Linked DNA regions of Homo sapiens: region 2 is linked to region 1. Evidence: chromatin loops called from intact Hi-C (ENCODE). Cell type or tissue: B cell. All regions are shown on one strand. Each heading gives the region's core, and the rest is flanking DNA. Links, peaks and the distances in the headings are about the cores only.

Region 1 (16,401 bases), core at 6,577-9,076:
TATTTTAGCCTTAAACATCTAGGAATGTAATGGGAAATATTCCATTAATATAAGTGGTAAAAGCAATAAGAATTTTGGAAAAATATGAATAAGAAAGGGACAAGATGTATACAAACAAAATCAAAGGGCGTAAAATAAAATCTAAATGAATGTATGTAGATACACCATTTTCTTTAAAATTATAACCTTAAAAGTTCAGTAATTCAAAATTAATACGTAAATGTAATGCAATACAAACAGGAATTCCAACATGTTTTAAATTTTGTCTTGAAGTTGGTAAAATTTTTTAAAGTTTATATGAACAAATAAATAACTAAAAATAGTCAAAAATTTTTTGAGAAAGAGAAATGTAGTAATTTAGAAATTTAGGGTGAACTTGCTTTACCAGACATCATAACATTCTATAATGTCATAGTAACAAAATAAATATTGCATCATGTAGAATAAAGATAGATAGACTAAACCTGAGAATCTAGAAACTGGCCTCAGAAGTTATGTGAAGTTAATTTAATAACTTTTGTATTTTTATTCAGTTATTCAGTTGAAAGGATGGGTTATTCCACAGGTGCATTGGCACTACCGAGTCTATCCACGAAAAACTATTTTATACCCTATATAAAAATAAATGCCAGATAGATGAAGGACTTATATAAAAATCAAAACAAAGCAATAAATACTTTACATTTGTGTAATCCAGGATTAAGTGTATATCTAACCAAGATTTGAAACCCAGGGACTGTAAAGTAAAAGATAGACATATTAGACATATAAAAATTAAATGTTTCAGTGGTAAAGTCATAATCGAAATCAAGTAGGAAATAATTGTTCTGATAAAATATAATTAATAGGTGACCAGTTAACATTTGTACGTTCCAAAGAGTTTTTAAAAGCTGAGAAAAGACAACTCAATATTTGAAAATGGACAAAATGTGTGAATAGGCAGCTCGCTAAAGAGAAAAATTCTAATGCTAGTAAACATGTGTAAGGCTCAGATTCACTGGTAGTCAGTGATATGTAATGTAAAGCAATTATGAGATTTGGCTTTACAGCCATTAGCCTGCCACCTGTTGCTGGATGTGATTCAAGGACAAAGGCATTCCCATACATTGCTGGTGGTAAGTGTAGAGCTACAGTCTCTTTTAGAAAGCAACTGGGTAATATCTATTCAAAAATGAAAAAAATGCATAATCTTTTTACCTAGAAATCACCTTCTTGAAAATCTGACTTATATAAATATATTACATGCATGTGATGGCCTTTATTTTTTAAGTGGTATAAGCTTTAATACAACTCCTAACACAAATTCTGTTAAATTCAAACATTTGCTGGGTTCCTAGAACAGTGCTCACAGAGTTGGCACACAAATGTTATAACATAGTATTACTTGTTAGGTATACAAAAAACAAACCATACAGAGTTTTTGCCAATGTGGAATATAATGGTGTTTTGTAGGGGCAGAAAACTGGAACTGAGTGAGTGTCATTAACAAGAAAACACCTGAATACATTATGGAACATCTATATCATAGAGTATTATAGAACTACTGAATAAATTAGGATTCTGCTGGGTAATCTAAATTGATATGTAGAATGTGATGATGAGGGAGAAAATAAAAAATGCAGAAAAATGTATATAATATAACCAATTTTTAAAACAAAAGTGATTAAAATCCTGATTGTGCCTGTATGTATGTGTGCATCTATTGTAACTTATGATGACATAAGTTTGGAGTAAAAATTTGGAAAAATACTTACAAACTTAAAAGTTAATAACAAAAGTCTGGCATCCAGAAAAGGAGTAAAAGAAATTAAAAAGTGAGAGGAGAGTATGATTTATTGTCTTACTTCAGAACTTACATTATATTATATATATTCTTCATATTTAAAAAAACATTTAACATTCATAAATTTTGTATGTGTTTTATATTTATAAACTTTTAAATTTATAAATGTTATATTCATAAAATATAGGTATAAATATATATCACATTACATACATAGATACATGCATTGCATATGTTCCCTTGCCCATGCCAAGTCTTGCAAAGAAAACATTTTAAAATCTGTCCTAAAATATATGTTTCATGTATTTAAGGATTTATATAAAATTACAAATATATTTTAGGTAATTTTTTAATTTCAAGAAAAGCACAAGAGAAATGGATTAAAGATAGGAAAAGCAGCAAAGTAGCTGCTACAATAATACACAAATGAAATGACCAAGGAGCATGACAAACATAATGCCAGGATTGTTGCCATCATTGTTGCCATCATAGCAATGACAATGTGAGGATCATGGTGGAAGCAGCAGCAATTTAAGAACAAAAATGAAGATATAGAAAGAAAAAAAGAGGGGGAGTTAAGAAGAATAATTCTGTTCTGATGCATTGGTCTATTTGTCTACACTTTTTTATTTTTATTTTCATTTTTTGAGATGGAGTCTTGCTCTGTCTCCCAGGCTGGAGTGCAGTGGCACAGTCTCAGCTCACTGCTACCTCTGTCTCCCAGGCTGGAGTGCAGTGGCACAGTCTCAGCTCACTGCTACCTCCGCCTCCCAGGTCAAGCGATTTTCCTGCCTCAGCCTCCCCAGTAGCTAGGATTACAGGCACCTGCCGCCACACCCGACTAATTTTTGCATTTTTAGTGGAGATGGGGTTTCACTATGTTGGCCAGGCTGGTCTTGAACTCCTGACCTCGTGATCCACCTGCCTCGGCCTCCCACAGTGCTGGGATTACAGGGGTGAGCCACTGCACCTGGCCTACACTTTTAACAATACAATATTGCCAAAATATTATAGCTGATGTTTATAGTGAGTATTTAGTAGGGAAAATTCCTCACCAGGCTCTTTAAGATTATCTTGGGTATCCTAGAACCTTGGCATTTTCATATCAATTTTAAAATCAACATGCCCGGCCAGGAGCAGTGGCTCACGCCTGTAATCCCAGCACTTTGGGAGGCCGAGACGGGCAGATCACGACGTCAGGAGATCGAGACCATCCTAGCCAACACAGTGAAACCCCGTCTCTACTAAAAATACAAAAAATTAGCCGGGCTTGGTGGTGGGCGCCTGTAGTCCCAGCTACTCAGGAGGCTGAGGCAGGAGAATGGCGTGAACCCGGGAGGCAGAGCTTGCAGTGAGCCAAGATCTTGCCACTGCACCCCAGCCTGAGCAACAGAGCGAGACTCTGTCTCAAAAATAAATAAATAAATAAATAAATAAATAAATAAATAAATAAATAAATATAAAATAAAATCAACATGCCAATTTCCACACTTACATACACACAACTTGCTGAGATTTTGAATGAATTTTCTTTCAATCTATAGATGTTTGGGAGGAATTTACCTTGCAATAGTATAGAGTCATCCAATCCATAATATATCTATTTATTTAGGTTTCCTGTATTGCCTGTAAGTAATGTATTTTAATTTTCACTGTAGAGTTCTTACATAATTTTCGTTAGATTTATGACTAGGTATTTGACGTTTTTGATGCTATTTTGAATACTTTTAAATTTTAACTTCCAATTGCTTCTAGTATATCAAAATACATTGATTTTTGTTTATTGACCTGTGTCTGGCCACCTTGCTTTATTAACTAATTAATTCTAATAGTTCACAGACTACCATGCAATTTGTGAATAAATTTCTACTTCTCTTTACAAATCTTATTTCTTGGATTTTTTTTCTTGCCATATTTTACTGACTAGGACCTCCACTACAATATTGAAAAGAAGTGGTTATAGTGTACATTCTTGTTCTTTTTCTAAATTTAAGGGGAAAGAATTCAATATTTTATCACTAAGTATGCTGTAGGCTTTTGTAGAGACCCTTTCTTAGAATATGAATATTGAGAATATAATTTGCTGAATTTTCTTTGAATACTATTCAAATATTGAACTTAAAAATGCTTTTTCCACATCTGATGAGATGGTAATATAATTTTCTTTCTATTCTGTTAATGTGGTGAATTATAATGATTGATTTTCAAATGCTAAACTACCCTTGGATTCCTAGAATAAAATTCATTTGTTAAGAATGCATAATTTTTTCTGTGTATAAGTGGATTCAATTTGCTACTATCATGATTAGGATTTTTGCACCTATGTTTATAAAAATTTAAGATTTTTTTTTCTGGTCATTTTCTGGTCAAACTTTGCTATCAGAGTTATGCTAGGATCATAAAATGAGTTGAATACTGAATAACCCCTTTTCTTGTTTCCAGAAGGAGTATGTGTAATATCTGTATTAATGTTTCCTTAAGTGTTTTTAAGAATTCACCAAAAAGCCACAGGGTCTGAAGGTTTCTTTGTGAAAGATTTTTACATTATGGGTTTAATTATTTATTTTGATTGCTTTGTTTATGTTTCTCCTGAAAATTTGAAATTTTTGCTCCAGTGGTTATAAGGAGAACTACATAAAATATAGTGAAGTTTCTATTTCTGCAGTCAGTGTCTATTGATTTCCTTCCCTAGAATGGCTGAATTAACATATTTCCACTTCTTCCATCCCTGCCACTCTCTGATGTCAATGAATGACATATTTTTAGTTTTACCTTGGTATTGTTAATATGCTTATCTTTGTTACGTATTTTGGTTTTAAAGGCAACTTAAGTTGATTTTAAAGACAATCTTTTAACACCTCACTACAAAAGATAATGGACTTAAACTACCCATTATTGCCACCCTCTTTCCTCTCCTTCCTTCTAATTTTTGTCAGATATATAATTTTAGCATTTTTTGGTATTCATAATATTTACATCCTGTTCTTAAGTCGCAAGCCCTAATTTTTATCTTATTTTTAGTCTTGTAGCTAAATGAAACCTATGTTCATTGTCAATCTTTTGCCTGAAGTTTCTGTATCATTCTCTTGGTTGGCTGATGTTTGCCTCCTAGTTTTTTCACAAAAAGTTAATGAGAAATATATATGCGAAGGACATGGAAGTCCCCCAAACTTTGCTTTCACTTTATACTTTAATGACAATTTAGCTGTGTTTATAGTTCTTGAAAGATTATTTGTTTCCTTGGGGACATTTTAGCCATTAGTCTTCTATCATTGAGTGTTTGAATGTTGCTCGGGAGTTATCTGAGATTAGCCAGCCTAAAACCTATTTCCATAGGAGATTGATAATTTTCTTCATTTTAAAGAAATAATTAATGCAAATGTAATAACCAAATGTGTAATTTAAGAGCTGCATTTAAGAACTGGTAACATTTGAAGAAAAAACATTAGGTTTAATTTGGGTAGGTTCAAAATGTCTCCCTACCCACTTGTAGTTGGGATCAGAATACAAAGTACACCTCAAAACATGTCTTTTAAGGGAAGAATTGTTTCCTTGGGTAAGATAAAACTTGAAACTGAATTCCTCACTATTGAAATTTTAATAGTACAAGGTTAAAAATGGCATTCAATATGAGTTTTGTTGTGTGGGATGGTTTTGGAATCTTTAACTGAATAATTCCATTTGTTTAAGTAGTGAGGTACTAACTTTCAGAGGAAGAGACTTTAAGAGAATCAGTTGAAAATGACTAATGCCAAACATGAAAGCAGCATCATCATTTCTTTACTCATTCCTCAGAAGAGAAACACCCTTACTGCCATCCAGAGGTCTATGGTCCAGTGGCGAGTTCAGCAACATTAGCAAAGGGGGTGAAGGATGAGAGATGACTCAGAGACTTTTCAGTCAGGTCTATTGAAGAGATAGCTTAATCAGGAAAATTAGGACCACTTTAAAATGAGTATCAAGAGTGGAAAGTAGAGACATGCTAATAAGAAGATAGGACTTCTGAAAAAAAAAGTAGCTGAGTATATATGCAAACAGCCAGGACCCTGGAACCTAAGTTTCCTTCACCATTACTGAACGTTTTCAAAAATTCCTTAAACTTCTATTTCTTTGTCTAAAAAACTGTGAAAATTTTCCTTATTTCAAAACTTTGCTCAGAAATGTCTCTCCTGAGAGTCTTTGAAAGTTTAGGGCATTTAAAAATGCATATTATTAATTTTACTGAGTTAATAGCCATTATAGTCTAGTAGTGTGTGTAATATATATCAGGGGACATCTTAAAAGGCATATTATCATAAAATGCATATTTAAGGACTTTCCACCTACATAAATTGAACTTAATAGATTATAACAAGTCTAGTGGGCCCATTAGGGTCTTTGGAAAATACAGTTCAGGGCCTTGTTAAAACATATATTCTTCATGTCATATTCTACTTAAGGAGCTTGCTTCAGTAACCTAGAATTTGAATATGTTTGTCTTGCTTAGTCATGAAAAATGAAAATAAAGAACTCTTTCTTTTTCAGTAAGACAGTCTACAAAGTCAGGAAGAAAGCAAATTTTGCCGCTAATTACATTGTTTTTAGTTTCAAATAACATACATAGAAAAGTGTCAATTAAAATAATAGCTGCCAGTAAAATGTTAAATGACTTACACGTTTTATATATATATATATATATATATATATATATACACACACACATATATATATATTAATCCTCCTTTTATAAGTCAGAAATGTGAGGGATTATATGTTTCAGTTTAAGCTGAGGTTATTGATTGTTAGTTACCAATGGATATACTTCAATGAGAAGCATTGGGTATAAATTATGTCCAGTGTTTCTCATAACGTGATCTGAAAAACCACCTACATCACAATCTCGTGGGTGCTTAAAATGCCTGTTTCTGAGCCTCATTCCTGATCCCCTGGATCAGAAGTCTAGGCATGTGCCTTGGGAATTTGCATTTTAATAAACTCTCTTAGAGATGGTTGCATAACAACTAAAGTTTGAGAGCAGTTATTTTAATGTGCAAACCTATACACATAATGTACTAAATATGTGAAGCCCTATCTAGAACGAACTTCTGGGCATATATACTTTGACCGCAGAGTTTATACTACAATTCCTTAAACTTTCTTCAAGTAATGCTTATTTTGAAACCAGTTCTGGTCTCCAGTGCCCAACTTGGTCTTATTTAGAAAGCCACTGAGCTTTCTGGCTCTAAGACTGAGACATGGAGCTCTAACTTTGTAGCTGCAATTGGAAAATGCATTAATAAGATATTTGAGTGCAATTGCCCATTAGAAATTCTATTTCTAAGATTTTGGATACTTTTTGTATTTTGTTTCATTTTGTGTTGTGTTGTGTTGTGTTGTTTGAGACAGTCTCACTCTGTCACCCGGGCTGGAGTGCAGCAGAGAAAACACAGCTCACTGCAGCCTTGACCTCTTGGGCTCAAGAGATCCTCCCACCTCAGCCTCCCGAGTAGCTGGGACTACAGGCATGACTTTTGATATTCCTTAAAAATCTTTTTTTGTTGTTGTTCAAAATCAAGAGGCATCATCCCAAAGGTGTCCACTCAAGGCCTATGGATATTCAGCAATGATAACTGACTCTTATCTGCAGCACATCACTAGCTACACCAACACAAAACAAAACACAGCAAAATAAAATCCTTCTGTCATGTTCATTTATCCTACAGTCTTCCTCAAAGTGGAATTATAAAAAATGGAATTTTATTATTTACTAATAACTCTATGTCTAAATTTGTTTTTCCTGTTTTCTCATTTTACAAGTGCAAACATTATCCTCTTGACTCAGTGAAAATTAGACTTATTCTTGACCCAGACATACGGCTATACTGAAGGAAAATTCATCATTGGCTACTGAGAAGGATCAACTCTGATAGCTGAAATAAATTTGAAACAAATCTCACACTAGAGACTTGAAAGTCCTTAAAACGATTGCTTGGTTTCACAAACAACACTGTGTTTTTAACATATAGAATCGGCTAGAGGTCCTTATGTGCTTGTGAAATTTTCCAAATGTGAAAGACATAAGCACCACCGTTTGTATCACAGCTCTTTCTTTCACTGGCTTCTAGGACTTGAATCTAACAAAATACCTCCCAGCTGTGCTTAACTGCCTTGTGGGGTTGGTTCTTGATTGTTGGTAAGGATTCCCTGCCATGCTTACTTGGGAGCCTCCTAACATTCTTCCTTCTCCTGGAGAGAGCCCCTAATGGAATGGAGTTCTTAATACCAGAAAATTGCCTAGAAAATTTACTCAAGTAGTGGGCTTTCTCAACCCAGGGTTACAGTAAAAGGGAAATGTGAAAAGTTTAGAATTAAGTATGAACATCTAGTTCTGACATGGGAGGAATAAACTGAGTACAGCATGTAAGAAAGATAATTATTTGGACCCTTAAAGCTTTAAACCAAATACTCTGACTCATACAGGTTCTGGAAAAGACTCAAAAATGGTTCACTATTGACCCTGCTGTAAGAAACAGATCTTTATTTTGTTTTTTAAAGAAGTTTTAAACACCAGATTCGAAATGACTTAAATATGCAAAAGTGCAGCATTATTACCATTTTCTTTCCCCATTCTTATATGTTCATTCTCTAACTGCAGCCTCATCAGTGGTTTACTACACCAAAGGCAGTGAAAAGGTTACATGTCATTTCCTGTACTCCTCATATTCACTAGATTTGACTATAAATTCCATAGTGAATTACAGCACCACCATTATTAAAGTAATATAGGCCAAAAGATAAGCATTACTTAGTGTGCTTAGTGCTTAGGATTTTGCATGAAGTATCTGAAAAGGGTCTTCTGCCCTCCACCATATGTGGGCTTTTAATAGTTGGCTTTTCCTTATTAGTTCCCAGATGAGAAATTAATAAAACAAATGATCGTTGCTACTGATAAATAAATGCTATACCGGAATCATTTGGGAAATCACTACTGCTTATGAAAAGACTTCTAGCACCTCTTATACCTTTCCATGTATCAGACAAGAAAGTTTACTGAGTTCTGTGCTAGATGCTCTGGTGGAATAAAAAGGAACTAGAAAACAACACCCACGTGTTAAGAGACTGATAATACCGTTGGAGATTCAAAACAAACCTCTTCCCCTCCTCCCTCAGCAGTCTCAACTTGTCTTATCAGTTCAATCATCATCTCTCAAGAGGATGGTTCCTAAATCTATAACCTAAACCTGATATCTTTCCTGGAGTCTGGTCTACTTTACCCAACTACCTGTTAGACATCTCCTCCTGGATGTCCCATTTATTCCTTTGGTTCAGCATGTTCAAAACAAAACCCTTCTGCTTTCCTTTCACATCTGCTTTTCTTCCTGCATTTGCTCTTTTCTATTTGTGCTGATAACATCACCATCCTTCTGGGCTTTGCACAGGTCTGAAACCTGTAATTTTTATGAACTCTTGCTTCTCCCCTCTTTTCCTGTCACATCTCATTTCTCATAGCCGCCCTTCTTTTTCAGCCCCATGGCATTTCCCTAAGTTCTGGCTTTCCTTGCCTTTGCCTAGATTGTTGGAATAGGTTTCTAAGTAAATTACATACCGCTAAGTTTTTTACCCACTAATTTTTTCCTACATAACTAGCTCCATTACTCTCCAAAAAGTACAATGCCGGGGTTCTACTCAAAAAGAGTCAGTGCCTCCTCAATGGCTAAAAGAGCATGTCCAGACATCCCTAACTTGCCCTTCGTGGTTTCTACAACCTGATTCTGCCTGCCTTTCCAATTTAGTTTCATAGAATTTTCCTTTTTCGGAATCCTGTGCTTTACCTAAAGCAAGTAACTTGCTAATCCATATATTTGTGCCTTTTCTTTTACTTTTCCCTTGTTCTAGAATAACGTCCCTCTATTTCTTTTGATGTAGATCAAGCTTGTCCCAACCACGGCCTAGAACAGCTTTGAATGTGACTCAACACAAATTCGTAAACTAACATAATGAGAGTTTTTTACTTTTTTTTTTTTTTTTGCTCATCAGCTATTGTTAGTGTTAGTGTATTTTATGTGTGGCCCAAGATAATTCTTCTTCCAATGTGGCCCAGGGAAGGCAAAAGATTGGACACCACTGATCTAGATCCTACCTAAAACATGGAAACTTGCTCAATAGCCACAGAATTAGACTAAAATTTAAGAGCCAATTTCTAGAACAGAATGGTCTAGGTTCAAACCCTGGCTCTCCCACTTTACTATGTCAAAATACTTTACCTTCCTCTACTTTAGTTTCCTCATCTCTAAAGCAGAGTAGTAGTACCTAATCCCTAGTGCTATGATGAGGTAAATGAGTTAAAGCTCTTAGACTAATGTTTCATGTCTATAAGATCTTATATAAATGCTAGACTTCAATTGTGAATGAGTAATTTTTGCCTTCATTTCTAGAGCTTTATCTTGTTAAGAAAATTCTCATTGCATATCAAAAAGCTTAATAATGAATGTGTACAAATGATGTATCTCTTTATTTGTGAGCATGTGAAGTACCCACTTATAAAGACTCTGGTCCTAGGCATAATAAAAAATTGTTAGTATGGACAATTTCAAATAAACACAAAAGTGTGCAGAATAAAATATTGAACACCTGTATATACTTCAGCTGTCTTCAATTCACAGCCAATCTTGTTTCACTTAGACTCCATCTTGTATTATTTTGAGGCAATCCCAGTCAGCATATGTTTCAGCTATTAACAGTTCAGTCTGTATCTGTAAATGATAAGGCTTTTGTTTTTACATAATCATTATTTCATTATAACACTTAAAATTTTTAAACATAACTTTTTAATATCATTAAGTAGTCATTTGGTGTTCAAATTTCCAATAGTATCATAAAATCATAATTTTCGTTAACAATTTGCTGTAGTCAGGATCCAAATAAGATAGGCACATTCTAGTTGGTTGCTGTGCTTTTGATGGTCTCTTGATCTATAATTTTCCTCCCCCTCTCTGTCATTTTGTTTGTTTTATTACATTATTTGTTAAAGAATCGGGGTTGTTTGTCCTGAAGAATCTTCCATAGCCTGGATTTGCCAACTGCAGTTTCATGGTGTACTTTAATATGTTCCTCTCTCCTCTGTGTTTCCTTTAAAGGGTGGTTAGATCAGTTTAGGTGTGATGTTTTTAGCAAGACTACTTCATAAATTGTATGGTGGTGTGTGCCAAGAGCCACATAATGTCTGAAAATCTTTCTTTTTGTGATGATTGCAGCCATTGATCATCAATATCTAGGCCAATTAATTCATTCAGGGTCACAAAATGGTGATTTCTTAAAAGGATTTATTCAATTTTAACTTTTTCTTCCTTTTTCTGACTTCTATTTTAGGTTTGGGGGGTACATGGCAGGTTTGTTACATGAGTAAATTGTGTGTCACAGGGGTTTGGTGTACAGATTATTTTGTGACCCAGGTAATCAGCCTAATACCTGATAGATAGTTTTGTTATTCTGATCCTCCTCCCACTCTCTATCCTCAAGTAGACCTTGGTGTCTGTTATTCCCTTTTTTGGGTCTATGTGTACTCAGTGTTTGGCTCCCACTAATAAGTGAGAATGTGCAGTATTTGGTTTTATGTTCCTATGTTAATTCACTTAGGATAATGGACTCTAGCTCCATCCATGTTGCTGCAAAGGGCATGATCTCATTCTTTTTTATAACTGTGTAGTATTCCATGGTGTGTATGTAGCTCATTTTCTTTATCCAGTCCACTTGGATGGGCAGTTAGGTTGATTCCATGTCTTTGCTATTGTGAATACTGCTGTGATGAATATATGCATGCATGTGTCTTTATGATAGAATAATTTATATTCCTTTAAGTATATACCCAGTAATGAGATTGCTGGGTCTAATGGTAGTTTGTGTTCTCTGAGAAATCTCCAAACTGCTTTTCACAGTGGCTGAAATAGTTTACATTCTTACCAGCAGTGTATAAACATTTCCTTTTATCTGCAACCTTGCCAACATCTGTTATTTTTTGACATTTTAATAATAGCCATCCTGATTGGTGTGAGATGGTTTCTTATTATGGTTTTGATTTACATCTCTCTGATGATGAGTGGTGTTGAGCATTTTTTAATATGCTTGTTGGCCTCATGTATGTATTCTTTTAAGAAGTGTCCTGTTCACGTCTTTTGCCCATTTTTTAATGGGGTTATTTGGTATTTACTTGTCCACTTGTTTAACTTTCTTATAGATTCCGGGTCTTAGACTTTTGTCAGCTGCATAGTTTACAAATATTTTCTCCCATTCTGTATGTTGTCTGTTTACTCTGTGAATAGTATTTTTTGTTTGTTTTTTGCTGTGCAGAGGCTGTTTAGTTTAATTAGATCATATTTGTCAATTTCTGTTTTCATTACAATTGCTTTTGTCATCTTCATCATGAAATCTTTGCCAGGGCTGATGTCTAGAATGGTATTTTCTAGGTTATCTTCCAGGGTTTTTACAGTTTTAGGTTTTATATTTAAGTCTTTAATTCATCTTAAGTTGATTTTTATATATGGTGAAAGGAAAGGGTCCAGTTTCAATCTTCTGCATATGGCTAGCCAGTTATGCCAGCATCATTTATTGAATGAGTCCTTTCCCCATTGCTTGTTTTCGTAAGCCTTGTCGAAAATCAGATGGTTGTAGGTATGCATCTTTATTTCTGGGTTCTCTAACCTGTTCCGTTGGTCTATGTGCTTGTTTTTGTACCAGTGCCATACTGAACTTGTAGTATAGTTTGAAGTCAGGAAGTGTGATGCCTCCAACTTTGTTCTTTTTGCCTAGGATTGCTTTGGCTACCAAGGCTCTTTTTTGGTTCCATATGAATTTTAGAATGTTTTTCTCTAATTCTGTGAAAAATGTTGTTAGTAGTTTCATTTTGCACTTGTATACAAGAACTTAAAGTAAAATTTAAAAAAAGAAAAAAAAATGTTGTTAGTAGTTTGATAGAAATAGCATTGAATCTATAAATTGCTTTGGGTAATATGGCTATTTTAACAATATTGATTTTTTCTATTCATGAGCGTGGAATGTTTTTCCATTTGTCTGTGTCATCTCTAATTTCTTTCAGTAGTGTTTGGTAATTCTCATTGTAGAGATCTTTCACTTCCCTGGTTGGCCCTATTCCCAGGTATTTTATTCTTTTTGTTGCTACTCTGAAAGGGACAGTGTTCTCGATTTGGCTCTCAGCTTGGACATTGTTGATCTATGGGAATGCTACTGATTTTTGTACATTGATTTTGTATCCTGAAACTTTACTGAAGTTGTTTCTGAGATCTAGGAGCATTTGGGCAGAGATTATGGGGTTTTCTAGGTAAAAAATCATATCTTCTGTGGTGAGAGCTAGTTTGACTTCTTCTCTTTCTATTTGGATGTATTTTATTTCTTTCTCTTGCCTGATTGCTCTGGCTAGGACTTCCAATACTGCGTTGAATGGGAGCGATGAGAGAGGCCATCCTTGTCTTGTTCCAGTTCTCAAGGAGAATGCTTCCAGCTTTTGCCCATTCGGTATAATGTTGGCTGTGGGTTTTTGTCATAGATGACTCTTATTATTTTGAGGTATGTTCCTTAAATGCCTAGTTTGTTGAGGATTTTAAACATGAAGGGAAGTTTAATTTTATTATAAGCCTTTCCTTCATCTATTAAGATGATCATGTGGTTTTTGTGCTTAGTCCTGTTTATGTGATGAATCACATTTAGTGATTTGCATAGGTTGAACCAATCTTGCTTCCCAGGAATAAAGCCTACTTGATCATGGATGATTAGCTTTTTGATGTGCTGTTGGATTTGGTTTGCTAATATTTTGTTGAGAATTTTTGTGTCTATGTTCTTCAAGGATATTGACTTGAAATTTTCTTTTTAAATTGTATCTATGCCAGGTTTTGGTATCAGGATGATGCTGGCCTCATAGGATGAGTTAGGGAGGGGTCCCTCCACCTTAGTTTTTTGAAGTAGTTTCAGTAGGATTGGTACCAACTCTTCTTTATTTGTCTAGTAGAATTGGCTGTGGATCTACCTGGCCCAGGGCTTTTACTAGTTGGTAAGCTTTTCATTACTGATTCCATTTCAGAACTCATTATTGGTCTGTTCAGGGTTTCAATTTCTTTCTGGTTCAATCTTGGGAGGTTGTCTGTTTCTAGGAGTTTACCTATTTCTTCTAGATTTTCTAGTTTGTGTGCCTAGAGGTGTTTATAGTAGTCTCTGAGGGATTTTTGTATTTCTGTGGAGTCAGTGGTTACGTCCCTTTTGTCATTTCTGATTGTTTATTTGGATCTTCTCTCTTTTTTTATTAGTCTAGCTAGTGGTCTATCAATCTTATTTATTCTTTCAAAAAGCCAGCTTTTGGTTTTGTTGATCTTTTGTATGTTTTTTTTTGCATCTCTATTTCCTTTAGTTCATCTCTTATTTTGGTTATTTCTTGTCTTCTGCTAGCTTTGGGGTTGGACTGCTCTTGTTTTTCAAGTTCCTCTAGGTGTGATGTTTGTTTGTTAATTTGAGATTTTTCTAGCTTTATTATGTGGGTATTTAGCACTATACATTTTCCCCTTTACAAAAGTAAATAACATATATGGATAGTTTGTAAACATCTTCTCAGGCAGCAACTCAAAATAATGTGGAGATAGATGATAATGATATTATGAAGTCAAGTTTATTAATAAGGAATCTGAAGCTCCAAAAAGTTGTGATTTTAATGATGTTAAATTCCTAGCTCTTTTCATCTTGTTCACTCTAATTGAGTGAGAATTTTTAGAAAGTTTATAGAAGTATTAATGCCCAAGCAAATAAAGAAGAAAATGCTCTAATCCATGTATCCTGGTCAAACAAGGAACGAGTTAAAGACAGCAATGAGAGTAGTGAGTCATTGGACCTAGTGGAGGTTTGCCTATGACGCTTGTGGAGAATTTCTTTCTAGATCTGTCATTCTCACTGGATTCCCAGGCAACAGCTGTGACAGACTAAATTGTCTCTCTCAGATGAGTATAAAATTTCATCTTCCTTCCTCATCAGCAAAATGAAATGAAATGGAGAATTTTGGAAATGGCCTGAAATATTATTGCAGACATTGCTATAATTTGGAAATTGTCACATGAGTACACAGAAGATTTGGCAGTTTCAAGAATTCATTCTGGATGTGGCACCAGTTCCAAATCAGCCTATGAGACCATTATTTAAAATGCCATCACTGTATTTTACCCCAGATGATTCCTGATGATATTTTATTCAGGAGACATTTGTGGGAGATCTGCTGTGTGCCTCTATCCATTTGCATCTGAGAAGAGGAAGACCAGCCTAATGATTTTCAGAAATGAGCCTATGTTAGCATATCTGACCCTGCCCACGGTGTCCCCACATCCTCAGACATCACCTTAGGCCTGGCTTCACCAAAGAGGCACCTTCTAGTTTTATCTCTCTACCCAGGACTTTTTATTCCTTTGTGGACTCCCTTCCTTTGAAAATCAAATGTTCTCTCTCTCACATACACACTCTCTCTTTCTTTCTCTTAAGACTCAGCTAATCTGAAAATAACTTGCCCCATTATTTGTCATTCGAAATGTAGTACCCACAAGTTAAACAAGGTGGGAGGGTGAGTTGTGGCATGCCACCTTGCCAACATGTTCCATTGGGACCATTTCTATGGATGCATTAGTTTACTGCCAGGTGTTAGTATTTATAGAAGTTATGGCAACAGTTCTATGAATGTCTCCTTTATCCCTCTACCACAAAATAAGCTTCTAAGAAGTCTGGAAATTCTGAGAGTATATTAGCCAATGTGAGTGATCACTATCTAATAGTATATTTTCCAAAAGCCTAGCTTTCTAAAAGAGAGTCTTGAATTTTAGACTGTCATACAAATGTCAGTTAGGTAGCTTTCCTGCCATAGCAATTAGCCAAGTTAACTAGGTAGCCAAGACAAGGATAACTTGATGATAGATGGTTTGATTTAAGTAAAACCGTGTGATTTTTTTTTTTTTTTACCAAAAGCATGCTCTGGGTAAGTTAGCAAATCAAAGCAAAGACTATGTCTTTCTATCTGGAATTCCAACAACCATCTAAATTCTTTAATTATACAGATAATTTTGCATTTAAAATTTTTGAAGTAGTGGACTATTAACTAGATCTTAGAAATGGTTTGTGAAACTTCAATAAAAGTGTTTCTTGAAAGAAGATTTGATTCTCATATATGAAATATGAACCAAGTTAAATGTACAATCTATTGATACCTACATTTGTAGTTACTAAAGGGAATTGAGATAAGCTGATTTTATAGAGTTATTTCGTTAGATTAAGTCCTTTCTCTCCTTGGAGAAATAACTTAATTAGGTATATGTCACAAATGCAATTAGGTGAGGAATCTTGGCCCTAATTCATTTAGTTGAAAGAATTACGAACAATTTGTGACATAGCAAGTAGGTTTTTATCAAGACAGTCTTTTTGAGATCAGCTATTCAAAAAGCAGGGGCACTGGACTCTGAACACAAATTTATCTCAAACTTTATCTCGATTCATCTTTGTGGCCTGATGAGGTCATCATTTGAAAAGAATCTAGGTGAATATAATTTATAATACAGTACCTTACCTATAAATTCTTCTTTATCTCAGTATTGACACAATACTAT
Region 2 (16,401 bases), core at 4,901-7,400, 150 kb before region 1:
CATTAGCCTGGTAAAAGTTTCAGAATCTCTCAGGCACACAAGATTCTCTATTCCAAGTGTGCTACTCAGGATGAATGTCTACAGATCAAAGCAAGAGGAGCAACGGGGTCACACAAACCATTCACCTAAATAGAGAGACTGCCATCAAAGTTCATTCTTATCAGAACTCATGAAATGAAAAAGCAGAATGTTCTCCAGGTGGTCCTGTCTTCAGAGAAGAAATTTCAGGATGTTGGAAAAAGTGTTATCTATTGTAACACATCTAACAAAGGAAACACAAAGGTGCCATGAAATGCAGGCCAAAGCAAGATAAAAATCTCAATTCCCAATTCCGTCTGATTCTTCCCTATCAAAGCCTATTAACAGAAGTAACTGTAATGAAAATGTGAAAATTATAAAGAAATGGGAAATAGAAGGTATCTGATGATTATATACTTCTAAGTTAATTGCATTATCTCCATCTTAGGCCTCCTGGCCTAAGTTATGTTTCTATAAAAAATTTAAATAATTAATGTCCTTAATATATAAGGAATTTTATAGTCAGAAAAAGTCAGTTTCAACTTCATATTCAGTGTGTAACATCTTTCTAAACAATTTACATTGTTAATACATATACTATTACTCAATTAATATTTCACTATCTTTTTCACAGGTTATCAAAAAGGGCTTCAATCAAATATTTTGTGGACTACACTTTTCGTTTTTATTTTATTTACCACCAGTCTAGAAACACTGTTTTTTAAAAAAGGAAATGATGCTATCTTGGTATATCTTATCTAAATGACTCATTAATTCATTTAATGTTTACTACATTATTTCCCCAAAGTTGAAAATTTCTCTGCTTAATGATCCAAATGGAATTTTTTCAAGAAGCAAAGTCTACCTCTATTTTTTAATCTACTTTTAAATGATTTATCTGTTTTTCTTTTTTCAAATTGGAGACTACAATGACCATCTCTGGTCTTCTGAAAAACTCTTATTCCCTGTGATCTCTAAAACATGACAGCAAAATCTTTTAAACAACATCTTAGGCAATTTTTCAACCCTTGACTTGTTTTGTTTTCTTCAGTGAATGCTGTGCCATACAAATGGATGCCACACAATTTAAAAAATCAATTTCAGTCTAGGTCTTGAAGAGTCCTAGTTGAAGCGGGAAATTTTGTTATCAGGGACTTTGGAAATGGCCTTCTCTCTGATATTAGGAATCTGTTTGCACTGCACAACTCTTGTGCTGACCAAAAACTCCTGTGCTATTGGTAAAGTATCTATGGTAACGTTAAATCCTTGTATTCCCTACTCATCTTCAATATAGGCCTGAGTTAATAGGTTGGGTTCCCACTTTCACATGTATATGTTAGTCCTTAGTTATCTCAGTTCTTTTTAAAAAATCTTAAACAGTTGAGCCTCCTGAGACATCAACTTAAATGAAAGCCAGTCATCGAGGTCTCGTTGACTTAGCGAATTGTAATACTGTAAGTCCCCGTTCCCTAGGAAATGTGAAGGGGTGGGGATTCTGCCAACTTACAAATTGAACAACTAATCAGATTCCCTTGCTGCTAAACCCTGCATTTGAGATTAAGTTGGTGTCAATGCTTACTTGAGTCTTGTTTGAGTCGTCTTTAAACACTTGTTCCTCTCATTGAGGCCAATGTTTGCTGTCAAGTTACCTTTCTCCTGTATGCTTGTCCTCAGCTTCCTGCTCACTCTTTGTTCCCAACTTCTCTATTGCACTCTGCATTTTCAAGTGCTGGAGCATGCCCTATACCTTAACCTGCCTAACTAATGACACAATTCACTTATCTTGAAGTGGAAATTTTAACACAGTTAAGGATTACATGTTCTTTTACTTCCTTTCTTATCTATCTTGGATTTAATTATTTAATTGTACCTGACTCTTTCCAATATGGGGGAAATCATTCAAAATTCAAGCTGAATATATTGTGAAAAGAGTGACTTTAGCCCGTACTAGTGCTCCATCGGGCACCCATGCCACTGTAAATTTTCTTGAGAGCAATATATGTCCAGGAAACAAAATCATACAAATGCATAAATTTGCCCCATAAATGTAGGACAGAGAGATCCTTAGCTATCCTCCCTCACCTTGTCATTCTCTTTATGTATGAGTGGTACCATTAGAAATAACTACCCTTTCCCAAGAATTAAGTCTCTCAATTCTTCAAGCCCTTCAAACTACTCCTGGGGATTGGCCACTTATTTCCCCAAAGCCTTGTATTCAGTGGGTATTTCGTCCTAGATGATTTAGTAAATAATTTGATGCTGTGATTTCTGAAGTCCTATCAATTAATATAAACAGGATTTTCACTGTTTTCCATTCCACCCGGGCACATATTAGACCCTTTGCTTCCCTCCTTTGTCATGATAGACTGTGGTCTGCAACCATGTCTCTTCATTTGCTCTATCATTCGGCCAACGAACTAACCCTGCTTGATTTAAGCAGAAAATGGATTTGTTAAACAGGTATTGGGGAACTCACACAACTTAAAGGCTATGCAGCAAGAAACAATGATTAAATCACACCGTAAATGTAGTCTGGTGAAAACACAATTGCCACCTGTGCTGTGCACTTAGCTGGGAAAGAGACTATTTCATATTTTCAACTTTAATGGTGGGAGGCAAGTTCTGCCTCATGTGGTGGGAATTCTACAAACATGGAAAAGAAACTGTTGTGTTAGGTGACCATAAGGTGCACTACACTGTGGCAGACAAAACAAAAAAAAGAAAGAAAAACCCAAACTCCTTGATTTGGTCTGCATTTTTTAATAGTGGATATTAGTAGATATATTAATTTTGAATGACTTATATCCTATCTAATAATTAGCAAAAACCTCCATGTGTCACATAAATTTATAACAGAACAAAATGACAAATCATGGACTCTTGTTTTAAAACTGTAGAGGATTGGATCAAAAGTATCATAGGGATGATATGAGGATTTTCAATTTTTCAACATTTCTATACTCAATGGTTCCAGAATTTACACCACTGAACATTCCAATAGATGTCCAGTGGTTCCAGAATTTATAAAGAGGAGTATAAACCAATGAGAAATTAAATTTCACTTGATAGATTTAATCATTTCCATTAGCTTTATTTAGGTTTATTGTTCAGGTTTCATTGAATTTATTTTCATGGAAAATGTAAATATAAAAGGGAAAATGTTTGGATAGACTACTACAGTTCTGTGTTGTGCTGCCTATTCTAGTTTAAAGGATAAATAGAAATCAATGAGAAGTGTGCTACATCTATGGGGTTGTCATGTTTCTCAAGAGACATGAAATGACATATCTCATCCTGCTATGCCAGCATTCTACACATTCTGTCAGCTATGACTTGCTACTGAGATTGGCCTCTGCACCTCTTTCAACTCTGTGCTTTAGCTGATTCTTTCTGCCTGCTTTCAATTTTTTGCTCTTGTCACTGTCTGGTCACTCTCTAATAGCAAATCAACATTGATAGACAAGATTCCATGTAATTCAAGACTTGGATTGTTTCTATCATTATAAAATGCACATTTAACATGGAACACTTTTGTAGTTTCAAGATATCATTGGTAATTCATTAACATTTTTACTAATAGAAAGTTGCTTTTCCCAGAGAAATTTAGAATTAGAGACAAATTCCCTCTAGCAATAACCAGAGACAAAACCAACTTAAGAAAAACAAGACAAAAAAAGAGAAGTTCCTTGGCCAGGCAAGGTGGATCACGCCTGTAATCCCAACACTTTGGGAGGCCTAGGCAGGTGGATCGCTTGAGCACAGGAGTTCAAGACCAGCCTGGGAAACATAGTGAGACCTTGTCTTTATTTTTTTTAATTTAAAAAATTATATAAAAAAAGAGTAGTTCCCAAAACATAGTATAATTGGCCCTCTGTATTCATGGGATCCATGTCCTTGGAATTAACCAATGATGGATCAAAATATTTGCATCTGTACTGAACTTATACTGACTTTTTTTCTTGCCATTATTCCCTAAGGAACACAGTCTAACAACTACTCACATAGCATTTACACTGTATCAGCTATTATAAGTAATCTATGGGAGATTTAAAGTATACAGGAGAATGTGCATAAGCGATATGCAAATAGTAGCCCATTTTATTTCAGGGACTTGAGCGTCCTCAGATTTTGGTATCTGAGGGAGGCCCTGGAACTAATCTCCCATAGATACCAAGGGATGATTGTACCTGTTTTAGGATTCTTTCTCATCAGATATTGTAAGCTTATTCATCATGATCTCAAGAGAAACAACTTTAGATGATTGATCAAAGTTCCATGTGTTTGTGCATTTGTTTCTCTATCAATGTGGCCTAATTGTCTTATCTACCAACTGCTGCAGTAATTCCATAAAGATTCGATCCCCCTCAACTTTTATTTGCTTTTCTCTTTAACTTTTGTATTTCTAATGATTCTAAGAAATTTGCCCTTTTGGAGTATTCACCGCACAGGAGCACTATAGTTCATATATTAGTTTTGAATTTTTTATCTAGATGAGTAAAAATAAAAAAGTAGAAACCTTTAGGCAGTTATATATTCAGAGACTGTTTCTGTATTGTAGAAAACCATAAGATAAGAGCAATTTTGTTTTGGAGAAAAGAATATATATTTACAAATTAATTACCTTTTTAAAAAAACATATTAGGTAACTTTGCAAAGTAAGATATATATGCTCCTATTTGTAAATTGGTTAACAAATAGCTTAAATCCTTGACATTTCAAATGTTTGCATTGAGTCCCAAAAACCAATTTGAAAATAAAAAGCATAATTAAATCTGCCAATTTTATTCAAATGTCCAAAACATTCTAGTTGAATTTTGACAGAGGTGATCATTCCACATTTTGTACCTTACTAAAACTCAGAGTTGTCTTATCTGGAAAGCCAGTGATTTGACAATTTTCCTCTTGCTCCCCTAAATTTGCTTTCTTATTGTCTGATAGGTGCACTTTTTACCCAGAAGTGGCTCAGTAATGCTTGCTTTGGATTACAGTCCTAAGCAATATTTTTGAAAAGATTGGAAATAAAATTTCTATAGAAACTAACAATATGATACAATGTTGAAAGGTTGGAACTGGACTAAGGGGATTATTTAAGAACAACTGATAAATGTGTTGAATCCTCTTCAGAACAGTGTATGGTTGGGTCAGTTGGGATGAGACTAATTCTTCAGGGTGTTGTAGAAGTGGCTATACTGAAGGATGCTTTATTTTGCCCTTCATCAGGTTCAGTATTGCCTAATTATGTTTTAGCTCTTGAGAAGTGTCAAATGGCCTGAATACTAAGACTTCGCTGCTCCCAGTAGCCACTGAATCCTGGCATTGGGTAGTTAAATATTTTCCTAGAGTAATAAACACATTTTCAACTACACGGCAAGAAGAAAAAAATAAACCAGAAGTTTAATTAAGTATAGGTAGAACAATTAAGGAATAGAAAAATATAGGTTAAAGCACTTAAAGTGGCCTCTTACATAAAGCTTGTTGATAATAGGTGATATATTAAACAGTGTTTTGAGATACTACTGTCCTACATAAATTTAAAGTATTATAATTTTGAAGCATTGATGACATTTTTCAATGTGAAACTTCCAAAGATTTTTGTCAGAATAATCAAAAGTGATTACTCTTTTTGTAGCTAATAAATATTTTTAAAGGTTATGTAGGAATATAACATGAATACTATGGTGAGTTGTCAAGCATGAAGGATGTCTTTTTATGAACAAAATTCCAGTTAACTAAATCAATCTGTGTTCTCATTCTTTTAAAAACCCTTGTAAAATTTTATTTCCTTTCTTTTAATTATTTCTAAATAGTTACACATGCACAATAAACTCAACTGGAGGAATATTTAAATTGACCAAAAAGGGCAGTACAAATGATTAGCTGAAATGTATAATGTAATCTTTAAGCCGTGAAAAAATGCAGATAGCAAAAACATTTTGTTTTAAAATATTTTCCATTCAATACTAAAAGATACTTTTGGTATTAAAACTGTTAACTGGAATCTTGTTCTTTTTATAAAATACTGATTTTATTAAAATTAGATTGTTTCTAAAATACACTGGAGTTCATTATACACCAAGATTACACTTACTGCGAATTTATGCTGCTGATTCATAAGCACCAGAGAACGAAGTTCATAATGAAACCACTGACATCATTGTGTTTAAATGTACATAAACCTTTGCTATTATGATCTGTTTTATATTTCATATTTACCTATGAATGATTTATTTTCCATAAGAAACTCTAATATGGCAAATGAACAACAGCTGTTGCAAAGCGTGCTTATTTTCTGAGGGAATGGGGGAAGAAACAGCCAATTTAGAACTTTAACCAATAAACTAAAAACACTAAAAAGTAAGTTTTCCTTCCCCCTGCTGGGAATTAACTTTACGTACCATTGAGAATCAGAAGACTTGGTTGCAGTTCTAGAGGCCAAAACTAGATGGTGCTCTACAGTTGTCAGTACTTCAAGTCAATTCCAGACGTTTAGAGTAATGGAATTTAAGGGCTTTATTAAGGATGTATTTCATGAGTTTCATATTTGATTCTTCTTCTTTCTTCTTCCACAGACTTTCTTAGGGGATAAGAAAGTGGATAACATTCAGAATTAGCATGGCTCTAAGTGCTTTACAAGCATATTTTTCTCTTTTGATTGCCTTAGTTATTTCCTGCCCCACTTCTCAGCCCTTATCCATCACTTGTAAAATTATGAGACATACCAGTATCAGATGAAGAAATAAAGCCTAGAGTAATAGTTAAGGGAAATATTTCGTGTTATGCAAGTCAAACTCTTGGCCAGAATTAACATTCAGGTCTTTGCTTTATCAAGACTAGCTACCTTACCTAACAAGGCGAGAAAGTACAGGCAGTAAGACTAAATTCTTTTTGGGGAAGGAGAAGAGCCAGTAGTAACACATGGTTGTTGTTTCTTCCATCTTCATAGCAGTTTTTGCTCCCTTTCCTGAATATTCTCATTGTTCCCTGTCCACCCTTCTGAGGATATGTTGATAGAAGAGCAGAAAAAAAGAATAGGAAGGGGGATAAAATGTTCACAAACAAGCATACTCCACATGCCAGGCACTGATTTAAACATTTTACATATGTTTTCATATTTATCTTTTGAAGAAATCTAAGAAGGCATAAGTGAATGACCTCCCTTTTACATATGAGGAGTTTGGCACTCAGATTAGTAACTCCTCAAAGTCAGTAAGTAAGTGCCATTCTAAGGATTTGGCCATAAGTTTGTCTAATTCTAGAACCAATCGGGTTTTCTACAACTACAATTGTGACATTAAAAAAAGAAAACCCAAAATTGGTTATAGTCTCTTTCCTAGTGCCTGTTTACATTGAGCATGGCATGATTCTAGGTTTATACTGTTCAATGTACTGTCCTATGTATTATCTCATTTAATCTAATAGCCAACTCTATCACACTATGAATAAAAGTGAAATTTCCAAACTTAACTCTCTAATCAGTGGCAGTGCCTAGTTAACAGCCTAAGTATTTTCATAATAAATTTTAGTTTTACAGTAGAACTTAAGCACATGAAAATGATCAACTTGTACATTTTTACTATTTGCTTTATTTCTTATAATTGATATAAATGATCTTAATTTACAATTTTCCTAGTCACTAAGGGATCAACAATATGTATTAATACCATAATTTCTCAAAAATACAAATAAAAACTCTTCCAATTAAATTTTTAACAATTGTCTATGTTTACATTCATTATACCATATATACTGTGAAGAATATAAACAAATAGAAGATGATTTTTTCCGTCAAGTTTTTAATAAATGACTGGGTAAGACATATATGAAGATTCATTCATTAAACACTTAATTACTGACTACTGTGCAAAACCATCCTTGACACTGCAGGAGCCAGAAGGACAACCAAGTCAGAGCCCCTGACCAAAAGGACTGATGAACAAGGACGTGCCCAGGTACTGCCACACCCAGTCATGGATTCCTTTGTCTAGACACAATCTTGGAGAAACCACTTGCCATTTGAGGGAAATGCCATTGAATTTAGGATAAGACCTTCATTTCCTGTTCGGTATATTCAAAACCCATATCAGAAGAGGAACTCTTAAAATTGCCCCATCACCAGATGTAAAGCCAAGTTTCTTCCTTCCTCAACCTTCCACCTACTTTTGCCTCGTTTGTCATGATTGCCATGTATTTGGAGACTTGAAGAAAGTGTTTATGTAAGTGTAATTCATTGTTGATTGTGTTGCATGGCTTAAAGTCTTTAGTTTCTCCATTGATTTCTGAATATTATCCACTTTCTGATTGATAATTCAGAACCTTAGCAGCTGACCCCCATGTGACCTTTATTTTGCTCAGTGAGACCATTTTCTAATGGCTAATTATTAGGATGGTCTTATTCCTAACCAATTTGTCTTTTCCACTTCTCCAATTCGTTCCACTAAAATTATTTTTACAGTTGACATTTTATAGTATTTCATTAGCTTTTCTGAACCTTTGATTACAATACTATCACATAAACTGAGAATGATGTTCATACTGAAAAGAAAAGCTATTGTTAACATGTAACTTTTGTCAGAAGTGTAATTTTTAACATTGTCATTTTCCATGGTAAGTACAGGAGCCTTGATGGGTTAAGGATCAGTTTTACTTTCCTTTATTACAGAACAAATCTGGAATGTACTCCCAGAGTCAGAAAGTCAGTGAACATTGGTGTCTAAGTAAGTTAGTATTATATATATACAGTTGACTTCTGGCGCCAAAACTTCTTAGCCGTCTAGGTCAACTTTTATTCCTTGTACATTACAAATAACTGCGACACATTTTATCCCATTAAGTCTTCATGACACCCTTGTGAAATTTCTTTTTGATTTTTTTAAATCTCCAAATTATCCAAGAAGAAAGAAGGCGTTAAATAAATGAAGGGATTTTCCCAGGGCACACAGCTATAAGACACATGGAACTGAGATTTCAAAATTAGATCTAACTCTAAATAGAGTACTAACAGCTCCTAGTTATTTAGCACCTACTATGTTCCAGGCATGGCTCCACGTACTTTATAAGCATTAACTCAAATCTCACAACAACCCTTTTATGGAGGGAATATTTTTGTCCCCACTTTACATATGAGTAAACTGAGGCATCAAGAGGTTAAGTAACTTCTCAAACTTCCACAGTTAGTAAGAGGCAGAACCTGGCTTCAAACTCAGGCTGACCTCTGTTTTGCTAACTCTTTGTATACTACCTGATAGGTTTAATAACCACTTTGGCATCTCATAGAGGTGTTGTTAGAATTTAATGGCATAAAATGTACCATGGCTGTTTGTAAGGAATAAACATTTATCAGACTATGTGAAAAAAAATTTGAGGTCAGAAATGAAATACATGTACATTTTATTGATGATGCACATTCCACCCAGATAAAGAATATAAGACTATAATCAGGAGACAGCATCAGAGAATATGTGTTGTGAACAGCTTTTCCTTCATTTACCATTTTTTCTTCAGAATTTCTTTGAGATGGTTAAGGAATCTAGATCAGAAATTTTAAGGGCAGGAAACACAAATATTGGAGGTCACAGGTCTAGTTCATATTATTATTAATCTACTCTAATTCTGCTCCTATTTTTGTTTTTAAATTATTGCCTTCTCATAAAGACTGGTTTAAATTGCCTTCTTGGAAATTCAGGAGCTTACAAAAAAATTTTTTTTAAAAGAACGAAAATATCTCTTCCATTCAGACTCCACAAATACTGAAATTTCACCACGGGATTAATCTTTTTTCCCTTATTTTAGATGTTTTTTACATCACTTCCGCTTGTGTGCCATTGCAACTTTGACTACTTCTGCATCAAGCTTTTTAGGACATTTGGTTCTGATCAACTCCCTTTCTGATTTCCTAGCTCTGTCTTACAGTGGAAAACTCATTTATTTTTGCCCTGGGTAAACAACTTATGCTCATTTATAACTCAAAGCTACCTGGGCAATTGGGTGATTATTCAGTGATCTGAATATAAACAACCAAAGTAGATAAAGGCTGGAATAACTTAAAAAATTAAACTTTTTTAATTACCCAGTCTTTCCAGGTAATTGTCTCACTTCAGCACTTTAATTTCTCTGTAGATCAAACTTAAGGGCTGTTAATAAATGACCTTAAAGAAAGCATCCTTTTTCTCATTATATTTTTGTAATAGTCTATGCTATGCTTTGTCTGTATATAACCTGCCTACACCGATGTTACTTGGCTATTGTGTTTTATGACATGGTGCTTTTAAGCCAAGTCTACCAACTCTCACTTGACTGATAAAACACCTCAATCCACATATAGTGGACCGCATTTTCTTGCACTTCCTGTTGCTATACTCTGAAATACTTAGACTCAAATTTATTTTTCACAAGAAGCTGTATTTTGGTAATATGTATTAATAAGGAATATTTGTTACTGAGACACTGAACATGGATCATGCTTACATGGTATATTTCCACTACAAAATGTAAGCTCCAAATGCCATAGTAAGGTTGGCCAAAGCAAGTTTAAGAAGTGAAAAAGAAAAAACACTTATAGAAATCTCAGAACTGTTAAGATCATAAATCATAAGTAGATTTTCTTTCTAATCCCAGCAGTATACCCTAAAGGATAAAGATTTATAGTCCTTGTAATTTTATTTTAGGTACTATAACGGCTAGTTCTATTCTTAGCTATATAAATGTATCATTTTTCACTCTTACAAAACTATTTGCTTCAGTATCTTCTAGCCAGTGAATTCCATGTGTGTTTGAAGATTTAACACATCAGAAATTTTTAAAGTTGGTTGCTTTTGTTGACTTTTAAAGTTTTTTTTTTCATTGTGGTCGTTTAATATACATTTTGTTTATAGTTTCTTATTAAAAATTTTTATTGTATATATTTGAGATGTATAACATGGTGTTTTTACACACATATACATAATGAAATGAGTGAAATGATTACTACAAATTTACATATCCATCACCTTCCATAGTTACCGTGGGTGTGTGAGTGAATTGAGAATACCTAAAATCCACTCTCTTAACACATTTTTAGAATACAATATAATATTATTAACTATATCCTCATGTTGTACATTGTATCTCTAAACGTATCATACATAACTGCAAATTTGTACTCTTTAACCTACTTCTCCCCTTTTCCTCCCCCTCCCTGCTCCTGGTAACCACTGTTTTACTGTTTTTATTTATTTGACTATTTTTTTAAAGATTCCACGTATAGGTGAAATCATACAGTCTTTTTCTTTCTGTGTCTGGCTTACTTCCTTAGCATAAGGTCCTCTAGGTTCATCCATGTTGTCACATGGCAATATCTCTCCTTTTAAAGGCCAAATAATATTCCATTGTAGATATATACCATAATTTTTTTAAAAAAATCTATTCATCTGTTGATGGCTACTTAAATTATTTCCATATCTTGGCTATTATAAATAATGCTGAAAAGAACAAAGGAGCACAGATATCTCTATGAGGTGCTAATTTCATTTCCTTTGGGTATGTACCCAACAGAGGGATTGCTGGGTCATATGGTACTTCTAGTTTCGATTTATTGAAGAACACCCACATTGTTTTCCATAATAGCTGTCCCAATATACATTCCCATCAGCAATATATAAGGGTTTCCTTTCCTCCACACCCTCTCCAACCCTTGTTATCTCTCAGCTTGTGTGAGGTAATATCTCATTGTGGTTTTGATTTGCGTTTCCCAGATGATTAATGATGTTGAACACTTTTTAACATTTCTATTGGCCATATGCATGTCCTCTTTGGCAAATTTTGATTCAGGTCCATTGCCCATTTGTAAATTTGGCTATTTGGTTTTTATTAGCTATTGAGTTGTGTGAGTTTCATATATTGTTTTGATATTAATGCTTATTAGATCTATGGTTTTTAAATATTTTCTCCCATTCTATAGGTTGCATTTTCATTTTATTGACTGTTTCTTTTACTAGGAATCTTTTTAGTTTGGTGTAGTGCCACTTGTTTAATTTTGCTCTTGTTGCCTGAACTTTTGCTGTGTTATCAAAAAAATCATCAAGGTCAATATCAAGGAGCTTTTCCCCTAAGTTTTCTTCTAGGAAGAGTATGGATTGTTTCTTACGTATTTATTTTTCATTAACATTTTTCTTATTCTCATTACAAATCTCAAGTTGTCTTTGGCACTATAATAAACTTGGCTAAGAACTTTAAAAGAATGTACATGACTACATTAAAAAAATTGCCTTGTCTCCCGGGAAGATGATATGTAAATATATTTGGCATAACTGGCATGACATCTCCTCACAGAAACACAAGGCAGCTTCTCAAATGGTTCCCAAATTAAAAGTTCTGCCCACCTCATATACGCTGTTTTCCATTACCTTTTCCAGTAAAGTGGGGAGGGGATTCCTCTCCCTAAGTACCTATAGATAGCTTCCTACAAATTGGGGCAAAGCTTAATGTCTAATGCTTTGGTCTTCAAACATTAGTATCAGAATTACCCAGAGAGCTTGTTAAAGGACCAAGTGCTGGACCCATTCGCAAAATTTCTGATCCAGTAAGTCTGGGGTGGGGCAAGATAATTTGCATTTCTAACAAGGCCCAGGGGATGCTGTTGCTGCTGCTGCTCTGGAGCAGCACTTTGAGAACCAGTGCCTTCATGCATGAGAGTAGGGGTATTTATTTACTTGCTTTTTCTTGATCAAAAAAATTTATGCATATAACTGAGTAATATATACTTAAGTTCCTGATAAGTTGCTTTTATTTTCTTGCTGGGAATGTGGATTTTTAAAAAGGAAGATGTTAAAAACAATAAAGACCAATGGATGGATTTTTTACTTTCCACATGAATTTTGTTATTCTTTTTCCATTTTGTACTCATTGCAATGGTCATTGTCTCTCTTTTCTTAGAGGCTACCCTTGTGGAATTACTGTTATATGCCATTAACATGTCTTTTACAGATGAAGAAACTGAGGCACAGAGCGATTTAGTAGCATGCTCAAGTCATACAGCTAGTAAGTGGCAGATATGGGATTTGAACCAAGTCAGTCTGACTTTACAGCTTGTCCTTAAACAATGTGCTTTATTACCTTCCAATCTTCAGATGGCATAGCAATTATTTAAATAACTTTTGAAATAGCCAGAAATGCACTTTCAGCTGTTGAAATAGTCAATTTTGAAAAATATTTTTGAGACTAATGATTATACATGGTGCAAAAATTTTTGTAGTTGCAGTCAGTTGCAAAAAGAATAAAGTATGACATTTCTTGTAAGATCTGACCCCTAACAACTTTTCAGATTTTTTGCACCCTGCCTTCAGTTGACATTAGTCTATTCATTAGCCCCTAAAATGACTGTGCATTTTGTTACTTCAGAATCCTTGCTTATGCTGTATTTTTAACCTAGTTTAAAACATTTCTGTTCTGCTCCCTTAGGTGAGAATTGTTCCTTTATTTTAGACTCTCAACGTGCTTTTTACCACTCACGTCTTTCCACTTTGAACCAGAAAGTCTATTTTTACATATTTGTCTATTCCTTTAGAATCTAAGCTCCCTGGGGGCACAGTCAGACCTCACTCATTTCCATCCCTTTTCCTATACCTCCTACTCCTGGTGGTGCCTGGCTCAGAACTGAGTAAATGGAACCTGAAATATTACTGAATAATTATAGACAATTAAAAAATTGGCTTTTATTTATTGCCTGTGGTCACTCAGCTATTTGGTTTTGGCCTGGGACTCTCAAAACCAGGTGCTTGCTGTAAATTCCCGCCAGATCTAATGTTTTTCTAAAAGATTATTTGGTAACACTAGTTCTCTGTGACTCTCTGTTTTGTGTTACCACCTATCTTACTAGAATGAATTATTTCCCATTTTCTTCTCTGTGTTTGTGTCTATTTCTCTGATCTGTGGCTAATGTGTGGGGTAACTCTTTCTCACCTACTCTAACACCAGTCAAGCTCTGAATCACTTACATTTCAGCATGCTATTCATAAAATTGCCTCTGCTCCAATCTCAGTTTTTGAACATGTCCAAAGCATTATAATTTTTCCACACCCTTGACTTTGATGAGGTCATGTGCTATAAATTTGTCCATATCACCTAAAAGTTCAGATTTCTCTGTCTTCTAGCTCCCTTTTTCTTCTTTAGTGGTTTCATAACTGAACATCCTAATATGATTTTTCCAGTCCAGCTAAGATCCAGTGCTTAGAGGCATTGCAAAATCAATGTCTACTAATAAGTTCAAAATATTTTCACTTCTTTTATTGGTTGTCTTTGAACACAAAAAGAAATATGAAAAAATATTGTGAACAAAGGCACCCATTTTCAATGTAAGTATTTGCCAAGATAGGCTTGGACCTAAGAAATGTTGTGAGTTTTTTTTTTCATATTCTTTCTCAGTGAGTTGATTCTTCTCTGTTCTATTTTTTCCCCACTCTACACAAGTCTTTTTATGAGTCTTAAAAGAAAATTGCTAATGTCTTAATTCTCTTGCCTGGATTTCTTTTCAGATTAGTTTTTCTTGATTTCCTTACCCTTATTTTTAATCATTTTCTCTATTTTCATCTGTGAGTAGCAGATGTGTGTAGGCTCAGTTTAGCTAAATAAAAATTAGGTACCAAAATATAATTATTCACCCATGTTGGTATACTTGATTTAGGAAAATATATGGATGATTATTTGCAAGGCTTATGAGTCAATGATTATCTGCATTTAAACTTCAAATTTTTATACAAAAAATAGAAATATGATTTCAATATATACGACCCTTATATAGTTAGAATTGTAATATCAATTGAGAAAAGAATAATGGAAAGAAACTACAGCATTATAAAATAAGTTTAAAAAATCAGGATTCTTTAGCCACTTACCCAATAAACAGATGTTGAATTCATATTATCCATAATCACTAAGGGGGATATTAAAAATATTGAGCCCTGAAAGGAATCTATTTTCCCAGAGCTCACAATTATATTACATTTATTTACTACTTGCATCACATAGGTGTGAAAAAAGGTATTATAGAGGATATTAATGGATTTTATATAGGATAGTAAAGAGATATCAAGTTCAGGGAGTTTTATTATTATAAATTATAAAACATTAGGATAGGGTATATGTTTGCCTTAAAGGTGTTTGATTGTTTGGCTGCAGCCCTCTTAGGGATCCATAGAGCTTTAGGTCTGAAAAAACTTAGACATTATTTAGTCCAACTTCATCACTTTACAGCTTAGGAAACTGAAATCCAGAGAGTTAGATGACTTATCCAACATTAGTGGCATGTAACAGCCAACAGTGTAAAACTGGGGTATTTTTTTTTCACCTTTCCATTTACCTATTTATCTCTTTAAGAAATATTTGAATAGACCTGGGAATACAAAATATCGGGACAAAATAAATAAACCATCATTTGCTCTCTCGAAGTGCTTCTTGTACAACAAACTATAATTGATGGAATGACATAATGGCATAGATAATAAAAGAGTAGTCATGTTGGCGTGTGTGGGATTCCCACATCAGTGTTGCCACATAGCCTCCTCTTCAACTTAGGATAATTTCAACAGATTTTTAAAAACCTTGTCAACAACATTTTAGACAAGCAGAGAAAGATTTTCACTTTACACTTGTGCTAAAAGTGTGGGCAAAACCAAGTTTTACTTGAAATGTCTTGTTTCATTTAACATTTTGGGTTAGATAAAAAACAATGTATTTATTTATTTATTTTTAATTTTTCTTTTGAGGTGGGGTCTTGCTCTGTCACCCAGGCTGGAGTGCAGTGGCGGGATCTGGGTTCACTGCAACCTCTGCCTCCTGGTTTCAAGCGATTTTCCTGTCTCAACCTCCTGAGTAGCTGGGATTACAGGCGCCCCACCATGCCTGGTTAATTTTTGTATTTTTAGTAGAGACAGGGTTTCGCCATGTTGGCCGGGCTGGTCTGGAACCCCTGACCTCAGGTGATCTACCCACCTTGGCCTCCCAAAGTGCTGGAATTACAGCTGTGAGCCACTGGGTGGGCCAATGTATTTATTTTTATTAAAAGTTTCACGCATAGTGTTTCACAAAAATAAATAAACACAATGCTACATTTTATTATACTTTTTAAACATTGTTTTTCTTTTAAAGAAAGTTTGAAATTTGAGCTAGTACTAATTTTGCTGCTTCAATTTAGCATAATTTAAGTCACTTTAGGAAGGCGTATTTGTTGTTTTTATCGATTATTCATGAAAAGAAAGTTCCAGTTCTGACAGTCAATTTTTATCAAAGGAAGATATGAAGTTATTGTTTAACATACATTGCCAACTGAATTACATGGAGTGAAAATAAAGTAGTGTGTAGCTTTATTAATGAATTCAGACACTCAGCATTGACTCCAAGTCTCTTTAAAAT

Evidence for each region. Hi-C counts contacts between places; a loop is a spot of excess contacts. Peaks named below come from ENCODE experiments on the same cell type or tissue, not always from the same donor. Only the 100,000 strongest peaks of a DNase experiment are listed, where the experiment ranks them.
Region 2: it touches region 1 in a loop (2.3-fold over the local background); 6 of 110 quality-filtered maps call a loop at or near these places.

What each region holds. Positions count from the first base shown.
Region 1 is chr6:69,979,780-69,996,180 of GRCh38, forward strand. The region is part of intron 11 of COL19A1 (collagen type XIX alpha 1 chain); the gene reads left to right. Among named protein-coding and RNA genes, the nearest start is that of COL19A1, 120 kb to the left of the region's middle. In B cell, for the core only: no CTCF peak of the experiment used is centred there; no DNase peak of the experiment used is centred there; H3K27ac peaks cover 1,449 bases.
Region 2 is chr6:69,829,444-69,845,844 of GRCh38, forward strand. No RefSeq gene overlaps it. Among named protein-coding and RNA genes, the nearest start is that of COL19A1, 29 kb to the right of the region's middle. In B cell, for the core only: CTCF peaks have their summits at 6,459 and 6,660; a DNase peak (open chromatin) is centred at 6,458; H3K27ac peaks cover 798 bases.